Linked DNA regions of Homo sapiens: region 1 is linked to region 2. A link is an interaction called in ENCODE POLR2A ChIA-PET data of the cell type or tissue named here. Cell type or tissue: GM12878. All regions are shown on one strand.

Evidence for each region. Peaks named below come from ENCODE experiments on the same cell type or tissue, not always from the same donor. Only the 100,000 strongest peaks of a DNase experiment are listed, where the experiment ranks them.
Region 1: POLR2A ChIA-PET joins it to region 2 with 5 read pairs; 2 of 35 experiments call an interaction of 5 or more read pairs at or near these places.

Annotation. Positions count from the first base shown.
Region 1 is chr16:9,054,761-9,059,760 of GRCh38, forward strand. No RefSeq gene overlaps it. Among named protein-coding and RNA genes, the nearest start is that of HAPSTR1, 34 kb to the right of the region's middle. In GM12878, no CTCF peak of the experiment used is centred here; no DNase peak of the experiment used is centred here.
Region 2 is chr16:9,799,731-9,804,730 of GRCh38, forward strand. All of the region lies in intron 10 of GRIN2A (glutamate ionotropic receptor NMDA type subunit 2A), which reads right to left. All of the region lies in intron 2 of LOC105371077 (a long non-coding RNA gene), which reads left to right. Among named protein-coding and RNA genes, the nearest start is that of LINC01195, 350 kb to the left of the region's middle. In GM12878, no CTCF peak of the experiment used is centred here; a DNase peak (open chromatin) is centred at 2,134.

The DNA.
Region 1 (5,000 bases), 740 kb before region 2:
GTTTTGTAACCTCTGGAATTTAAGACCTGTACTAATTTTGCTTTAATGACAGTATTCGTTGTGGCTTGCCACAAACCCTTTTTGCTTTTCCTGAGAAATCAAACATATTTGCCTCAAAATATAGTATTTTCAATGATGAATGCTTTGATTGACTCACTGTCACATTCTGGAGTCATTCCTTACATTATTTCCCTCTAATATAATTTTTGTTTTTGTGGGATTCTTCTTTTGTGTTTTAGTTTTTGGTTATTTTTACAGGTCAATTCTAGTCCCATTAGAAACTCCCCCCCAGCCCATTTTATTATTGAATCAATATTTATTGTGGGCCAGGTGTGGTGGTTCATGACTGTAATCCCAAAACTTTGGGAGGCCCAGGTGGGAGGACCACTTGAGGCCAGGAGTTTGAGACCAGCATGCACAACATAGCAAGACCCCATCTCTACAAAAAATAGAAAATTAACCAGGCATGTTGGTGTGTGCCTGTGGCTGAGGCAGAGGATCACTTGAGTCCAAGCATTTGAGGCTGCACTGAGCTATGATTGTGCCACTGCACTCCAGCCTGCGCAACACAGCAAGCTCCTGTCTAAAAAAAAAAAAAAATTCCACCCCTTAGTGTAGGCAGGGTTCTATAAGGAACAAAACACAGTTCCCACCTTGAGAAACTTCTCTAGGCTGGGCGTGGTGTCTCACACCTATAATCCCAGCACTTTGGGAGGCCAAGGTGGGAGGATCACTTGAGGTCAGGAGTTTAAGACCAGCCTGGGAAATATGGTGAAACCTTGTCTCCACTAAAAATACAAAAATTAGCCAGACGTGGTGGTGGGTGCCTGTAGTCCAAGCTACTTGGGAGGTTGAGGCAAGAGAATCGCTTGAACCTTGGAGGCGGGAGGTGGAGGTTGCAGTGAGTGGAGATTGTGCCACTGCACTCCAGCCTGGGCAACAGAACAAGACTCCATCTCAAAAAAAAAAAAAAAAAAAAAAGAGAGAAGAGAAAAAACTTATCTACGTGTGTAATTGGTAGTATGAGGAGGATTTGTAACACTTTATTTATTCCTTTAGCATACTGTTTGCTATGACCTCACTCAGCCAACATCTCCTGTGGTCTTACACCAGGCAAGGCTTGGCAATGTATGAGTTTGCTCCTTTAATCTTCAAAGCCGACCTAGAGGAATGTGCTATTATTAGTATTATTATTCTTATCCCCAGTTTGCAGATGAGAAAACTATAGCATGAGGGTTTAAGTAACCTGCCCCCAAATCACACAGCTGGTAGTTAGATGATGGTGGCAGAATCTGAACCCAGGGAGTTGATATCTGAGCCTGTGCTCTTACCTTCATCCTACTCAACTCATGATACTACAATTTGTGATTGTCTAAAAAGGACCTTAACTTCTCTAATATTGCACATTGCCCCTATATATTCATGCAACGAGCATTTGCTGATGGTTTGAGACCCTGGGGCCAAATCCTGGCTTGGTCAGCAATTAGGATTGCAGATTTTGGTAACAAAAATACAGGTCAGGGCCGGGCGCGATGGCTCACACCGGTAATCCCTGCACTTTGGGAGGCTGAGGTGGGCAGATCATCTGAGGTCGGGAGTTAGAGACCAGACTGGCCCACACGGCGAAACCCCGTCTCTACTAAGAATACAAAAATTAGCCAGGCATGTTGGTGGGTGCCTGTAGTCCTAGCTACTGGGGAGGCTGAGACAGCAGAACCGCTTGAACCCGGGACACGGAGGTTGTAGTGAGCTGAGATTGCACCACTGTACTTCAGCCTGGGTGACAGAGCAAGACTCAGTCTCAAAAAAAAAAAAAAACACAAAACACAAAAAAACAGGTCACCCAGTTAAATATAAATTTCAGATAAACAACAATTTTTTTTTTTTTTTCGAGACAGAGTCTCGCTCTGTCGCCCAGGCTGGAGTGCAGTGGCACGATCTCGGCTCAAAGCAAGCTCCGCCTCCCGGGTTCACGCCATTCTCCTGCCTCAGCCTCCTCAGCAGCTGGGCCTACAGGTGCCGGCCACCATGCCCGGCTAATTTTTGTATTTTTAATAGAAATGGGGTTTCACCGTGTTAGCCAGGATGCTCTTGATATCCTGACCTTGTGATCCTCCTGCCTCAGCCTCCCAAAGTGCTGGGATTAAAGGTGTGAGCCACTGCACCCGGCCAACAACAATTTTTTTTTTAGCATAAGTATGTTCCATGCCATATTTTATTTTATTTTATTTTATCTGGCAACCCTGCAGGGAATTGCTGTGTGGCCTTGGGTAGGTCTCTCAAACTCCCTGGTCTCAGATTCCTTGTATTCAAAATGAACAGAACAATCCTCACTCACAGACTTGCTTTGAGAAGTAAATAAGAATGCTGCCAGGTGCAGTGGCTCACGCCTGTAATCCCTACAATTTGGGAGGCCAAGTTGGGTGGATCACTTGAGGTCAGAAGTTGGAGACCAGCCTGGGCATCATGGTGTAACCCCATCTCTATCAAAATACAAAAATTAGCTGGGCGTGGTGTCACACTCCTGTTGTCCTAACTATACTCGGGAGGGGGAGGCAGGAGAATCTCTTGAACCTGGGAGGTGGAGGTTGCAGTGAGCAGAGATTATGCCATTGCACTCCAGCCTGGGGTGACAGAGTGAGACTCTGTCTCAAAAAAAAAAAAAAAAAAAAAGAATGCTTATAAAGCACTTGGAATGCTGCAGTGCCTCCTAGCTGGTCTTTTTATAGGTAGACCCCTCCAAATTGTGCTCTGTGCATTAGCTAGGCTACAGGAGACTTTTATCTTAAATTAATTAATTAACTAGTTAATTAATCTTTAGAGAGAGGGTCTCAATCTGTTGCCCAGGCTGGAGTGCAGTGGCATGATCATAGCTCATTGCAGCCTCAAACTCCTGGGCTCAAGCAATCCTTCTGCCTCAGCCTCCTAAGTAACTGGGACTACAGACATGCACCACACTTGGCTAATTTTTTTTTTATTTTTATTTTAAGAGAGGGTCTTGATATGTTGCCCAGGCTGGTCTTGAACTCCTGGTCTCAAGGGATCCTCCCATCTTGATCTCCCAGAGGGGACTTTTAAAATCAGGCCACTGTCTATTGAAAACTCTCAAAAATTCCCATGGCCGGCTGGGCATGGTGGCTCAAGCCTGTAATCTTGGCACTTTGGGAGGCCAAGGTGGCTGGATCACTTGAGGTCAGGAGTTTGAGACCAGCCTGGCTAACATGGTGAAACCCTGTCTACTAAAAACAGAAAAATTAGCCAGGCATCGTGTGGCGCATACCTGTAATCCCAGCTACTTGGAAGGCTGAGGAAGAAGAATCACTTGAACCCAGGAAGTGGAGGCTGCAGTGAGCAGAGATCATGCCACTACACTTCAGCAGCCTGGGTGACACAGTCAGACTCTGTCTCAAAAAAAAAAAAAAAAAAAAAATTCCCATGGCATCTAGACTAAAGCCCAAAGGGTACAAGGAAAGCACTTGAAGTGAAGGAGGAGAGAAGATGGTTGGGGATTTGAAACGAGATGCTGAAATAATCTAGGACAATACAGCCAAGCATATTTGAAGCCATCCTTCTCTTCTGGCCTTTTCTGTCCCTCTCCACAAGGCCACCCTACTTCAGACCTCACTTGCTCCTGCAGCTGCTACCCTTCTCACTGGTCTCTCTCTTCTATGTGAAAAATAACAACCGGCCAGGTGCAGTGGCTCACGCTTGTAATCCTAGCACTTTGGGAGGCCAAGGCGGGTAGATCACGAAGTCAAGAGATCGAGACCATCCTGCCTAACATAGTGAAACCCCGTCTCTACTAAAAATACATAAAAATTAGCCATGTGTGGTGGCGGGCGCCTGTAGTCCCAGCTACTCCGGAGGCTGAGGAAGGAGAATGGCGTGAACCCGAGAGGCGGAGCTTGCAGTGAGCCGAGATCGTGCCACTGCACTCCAGCCTGGGCGACAGAGCCAGACTCCGTCTCAAAAAAAACAAAGAAAGAAAAATAACAACCAATTTTTTTTTCATTATAGACATTTTCAAAAGATATACAAAAGTAGAGTGACTAGAATAAAGAACCCAACTTCAACCAGCTCATCAGCTCATGGCCAATCCAGTTTCAGTCAGTCCTCAACTCATTGGAATTTTAAATTCCTCCTCCAGGGATTTTTTTCTTTTCTTTTCTTTCTTTTTTTTTTTTTTTTTTTTGAGACAGAGTTTCGCTCTTGTTGCCCACGCTGGAGTGCAATGGCGCAATCTCGGCTCACTGCAACCTCCGCCTCCCAGGTTCAAGTGATTCTTCTGTCTCGGCCTCCTGAGTAGCTGGGATAGTAGTACCAGGCGCACACCACCACGCCCGGCTAATTTTTTGTATTTTTAGTAGAAGCGGGGTTTCACCATGTTAGCCAGGCTGGTCTCAAACTCCTGATTTCAGGTGATCCGCCTACCTCGGCCTCCCAAAGTGCTGGGATTACAGGCGTGAGTCACCGCACCTGGCTGGATTTTTTTCTTTTATGTTGAAAAATTTCAGTCTCAGGGACAGGATAATATGACTTTTCTTTTCTTTTTTTTTGAGACAGAGTCTTGCTCTGTTGCCCGGGCTGGAGTGCAGTGGTGCAATCTCGGCTCACTGCAACCTCCACCTCCCAGGTTCAAGCGATTCTGCTGCCTCAGCCACCGAGTAGCTGGGATTACAGGCGCACACCACCACGCCCAGCTAATTTTTGTATTTTTAGTGGAGATGGGGTTTTGCCATGTTGGCCAAGTTTGTCTCGAATTCCTGGCCTCAAGTGATCCTCCCGCCTCACCCTCCCAAAGTACTGGAATTATAGGCGTGAGCCACCACGCCTGGCCCTAACTTTTTGTCAGTTCTCCTGTAGTAAATCTCTTGTTTGTTGTGGTGTAGACTTTATTCCAAGATAGCTTCAGGGATTTGCTTTGAATCCCTGATTCAAAGTTTTGATACTCAAAACCAAGTTAAAAGAACTAGAAAAAAAGAAAAGATAGAAAACAAAGA
Region 2 (5,000 bases):
ATATATTTCCATGTGAATACACATAGCACTTTTAAATTCTTTTTTGATACACTTATTTTTATTGAGGTATAACGTATGTGTAATAAAATGCTTGATGAATTTTTACATATGTATATATCCTTGAAATCACCATGCAGTTCAAAATGTGGAATGTTATCATTTCCTTAGAAATCCTATGCATACCCCAGAAAATAAGCATCAGGTAATCTCTCCAAGGGCACAACTGTGCCTAAATATTATTATTATTATTATTATTATTATTCAGATGGAGTCTCACTCCATTGCCCAGGCTGGAGTGCAATGGTGCGATCTCAGCTCACTGCAACCTCCACCTCCTGGGTTCAAGTGATTCTTGTGCCTCAGCCTCCCAAATAGCTGGGATTACAGGTGCCTGCCACCACTCCCGGCTAATTTTTATATTTTTAGTAGAGACAGGGTTTCACCAGGTTGGTCAGGCTGGTCTTGAACTCCTGGCCTCAAGTGATCCACCCACCTCGGCTTCCCAAAGTGCTGGGATTACAGGTGCTAATTATGATTAGATCCCTGTCAGTAGTCCTGGATATTGTTTCCAAATGTTAAAGTTATTTAACGAGGCTGAAATGATCACTGTGGAATGCAGGGATGAATGTCTCAACTCTAAAATGGGTAAGAAAACTAAATCGGAGATGACTCAACTTCATGACACTTTCTCAACTTTATTGCCTTTCTTTAACAAGAAAACATAAAACAGTGAAGCAAAAAAATAAAAATAAAAATGGCAAAGAGAGGATGTGAAACACTGCATCTTTTCAGAGACAGCTGCCGAAGGACTCCCTATGGGAACAAAACTATTTGGCAGGTTTACAGCCGTGTTCTTCATTTTAATTTTTTTTTGTTTCTATAATGGTTTGAGGTGGCGCAAAACTGTAGGACTTGTCTCATCCACAGAAACACTCTGAAGCTTTGATCTCAAGGTAGGGGTATCAGAGACTTGGTTTTAGGCTCTGAGAGTATTAAAGGGAATCAGATCAAGCAGCAGCAGAAGAGAACTGGGCACTGATTGGCAACAGCGATGGTAACCTAGAGCTGTCATACGTAACCTGGAGCAACCTAGAGCTTGGCTTGATGACAGCAAGTCAAGAGGAACAGCCAGCAATAGTGAGACCTGCAGAAATATGGGATGGAGAGTTATACAAGGTCAAAAGTAACTTGTGTATAATGGGAGTAGGGTGTGTAACAGGAACACTGGAGTAGTAGGTGAAAGGAACCTGAGTTCTAGTCTAGGCTAGGATGATGGTGCAACCTCAGGAAAGTCACTTTCTCCTTTTGGATTTCTGGTTTCTCCTCTGTGAGAGGTGGCGTTCATTGTGGTCTTGCTGAGACACTTGTTCAGCTGTGGTATTCTAAGATTGTGTGAGCCAACAGTCACATTCTGTGGCTATCCATAGGGAAATTGAAACTCTGGATAACACATGTATCCTAAGGACTTAGGGCCGTGGAAGGTGTTGGTCTCTTGATAAAGCTGAGATACTTGCAACGTCAATACTTCCCGTATCCATGTTGCCATGGAGATATAGAAACTTGGTTTTATTTAGACTTTCTAAGTACCACCCAACTCTCGTCTCTCCATTCCTCAAAAAATAAACATATACACACACACATGTACACATGGGCACATTCAAACATTAGGGCCCTCTGTTGGAATTCATGGGGTGAAACCTTCTCCTATCCTGCTAAGCCACTGTGCACTGAGGTGCTGCTAGGCTGGAAATCTACACACGTACCTAGCAACCACATAAGAGTTGTCCAGAAGCAGTTTAAGTTGGTATTTTATGGACAGGCATAGACATCTTCAAATCAGTACCATATTTCATGACAGGTCTTTTTGAGCTGAGCAACAGACAGACATATGAGTACAAGGAATAAAGGAAGTTTTCTTTGGGAACAAAGTTTATAAAAGCACAATGCTGAAAAGTCAGAGGCAGGACAGCTGCAAAAGATGTGGTTGACTCTGACCAAAGCAGTTACACATTGGCATGACTGGGGTGGGCTGGTGGTCATGCTGTCAGAGGGGTCTGGCCATGGAGGCACACAATTGGGCCAGCCCTCCATGGCCTGACTGTCATCTTAGGGCCATGTCAGAACTGAAGTGATTACAACACAGAAAGGAAACTGTAGGGCCACATGAACTGGTTTCTAGATTCTAGAGAGCTGGGGCCTACACACAATGGGCTACAGACAACTGCGTGTTTAAAAATATCCTGGGGCATACACAGTCCCCTCCCAGAGAGATGGTCATTGTCTGAGATACCATCTCACACCAGTCAGAAAGGGCTATTATTAAAAAGTCAAAAAATAACAGATGCTGGCAAGGTTGTGAAGAAAAAGAAAAGATTATACACTGATGGTGGGAGTGTAGATTAGTGCAACCATTGTGGAAAGCAGTGTGGCGATTCCTCAAAGACCTATACTGGGTATACACCCAAAGGAATGTAAATCATTCTATTATAAACACACAGGCACACATATGTTCACTGCAGCACTATTCACAATAGCAAAGACATGGCATCAACCTCAATCAAACCCACCAGTGACAGACTAGATAAAGAAAATATGGTACATATACACCATGGAATACTATGCAGCCATGACAAAGAACAACATCATGTCCTTTGCAGAGACATGAATGGAGGTGCACACCATTATCCTGAGCAAACTGATGCAGGAACAAACTATGAATTAAAATAAATAATAACAAATGGAATCACTAATAATCACTTTAAAAAAAGAGATGGCCATTGTCTGCAAGATGTTTTATAAAATAATACTTAGCATTTCACAGACATCATCCCACTGAGGCCTCACAACTGTCCAGTAGCAAGATATTATTATTGTTATTATTTTTCTATTCTGTCTATAAGCAGACAAGGTTCAGAAAGCCTAAGGCAGCCTGGGGCTTGTTGGTGATATTTCCAGACTTTATATTATAAAACCCTCTAGGACAACACTGTCCAATAGAACTTTCTGCAATGCTGGAAATGCTCTGACACCATCTACTATGGATATCGAGCACTTGAAATATGTTTAGTGCAAATGAGTTGTAAATTTCATTTAATTTCATTAATTTAGATTGTAATGTAGGGGGTCCCACGTGCCTATGGGCTATTGCGGCACAGCCCTAGCTGTTCTGTGGCAAGCAAGGGGAAGGCTTAGGGAGCAGGACTCTGGGTCTCCCTTTTTGCTCTGACCCAAAAAGTCTACTTTTGATCCGTTTTCTATTGGAAAAAATAATTGTTCCTGTTGTTAAAAAGAAAAAAAAATCCCCTAAATCTCTGAGATTTGTCAACAGGGACTTTGGGCAAAGCAACTGCATTTCTCAGGCTCAGTTTTCCCTATGAAAAATGGAGCCAACTTGCCGGGCACAGTGGCTAGCGCCTAAAGTCCCAGCACTTTGGGAGGCCGAGGTGGGCGGATCACCTGAGGTCGGGAGTTTGAGACCAGCTTGACCAACATGGAGAAACCCCGTCTCTACTAAAATTACAAAAAAAATAGCTGGGCATGGTGGCACATGCCTATAATTCCAGCTACTCGGGAGGCTGAGGCAGGCGAATCTATTGAACCCGGGAGGCAGAAGTTGCAGTGAGCCGAGATTGCACCACTGCACTGCTGCACTCCAGCCTGGGCAACAAGAGCAAAACTCCATCTCAAAAAAAAAAACAAGAAAGAAAAATGGAGCCAACAATATTTGCCCTTAGAGGGCTGCTGGGAATAAAGTGTTATTATATAAGTAAAGTATGTGTGCAATGCTCAGAACATAACAAATGCTCGAAACACATAAATGCATTCAATCAAATTCAGATTTTATGCCAAAGGGGCTCACCAATTTTATGGATCCTATAGGAGAAATCCAGTTCTGCATACTTTATATGCATTATTATATTTTTTGGTCCTTCTCCTTGTGCAGGGATGGGCATACTACTGCCATCCCCATTGTCAGATGGAGAAACTGAGGCATTGAGCAGTAAAGTGACTCAGCACTACCACCCAGCCCATACGTGTCAAAAGTGGCATTGGAACCTATGCAGTCTGACACCAAAGACCACTGACATAACCACTGTGACCAAGCCATGCTATCCATAAGACTTGTAGAGTAAATGGAGGCAGCTCTATTACTTAGAAAATTCAGATGGGGGGTTTTAGCTATAAATAAGCCAAATGTTTTGACAGAAGAGGCAAGGATGGGGCCAGAGCGGCCGGAGTTTCAATAGTCGTGGTGGGTTGTTCCACTTCATCTGTCTCGTTCCCAACAGCCACAGAGTCATCTAAGGGGCTGCAGTTACCTCCATAGAAAACTCTTGCCCCTAACATAGTCTACTCCAGTCCATCGGAAGACATGTAGGTATAGGTGGCCATAGCTTCTTGTTGAAGATGGAGGGTAAGAAAGAGAAAAAAGGCCACCTGAAACGGAAGCCCGCCATATTTCAAGTGCTTAATTTCCATAGTAGACAGTGTCAGAGTATTGGTCTGATGTGGACCAATGGCATTTGGAGGGGTTGAGCTGCGACTGCTGGACTCAGAGTGACGTGTTAGGCTGCAGCCTGGTATGGGCAGCACTGGCTTGGAACACCACTGAGGGGCTGGTTCCTTAGAACCAAGAGCATCCAACTGAAAGCCCAGTTAAGAACACACAGCTAAGGGAACCCATTTACTCTTCTCTGCTTGGTGCATGTTCTCTTCCTTTTTTGAAGAGGAATTTGTCTTTGTGCCACATTCTCAGTTCCTACCCAGGTACCAGGGTTGTGTTTCTCCCACTGGGCAGGAGGACGTTCAGAGGTCAGGTCTGAGAACTGTGGGATGTTGCCTGTGATGAGGACAGAGACACCATCTGACACACTGGGGTCCATGCCACCTTTCTGCCTCCACTCCCTATAGAAGATGTTGGAGAGGAGCGATCCCTCTTCTCCAATGTCTGCGACAGACCAAAGACACCTTGGCTTCACACCATGAGGGCTGGAGCAGTG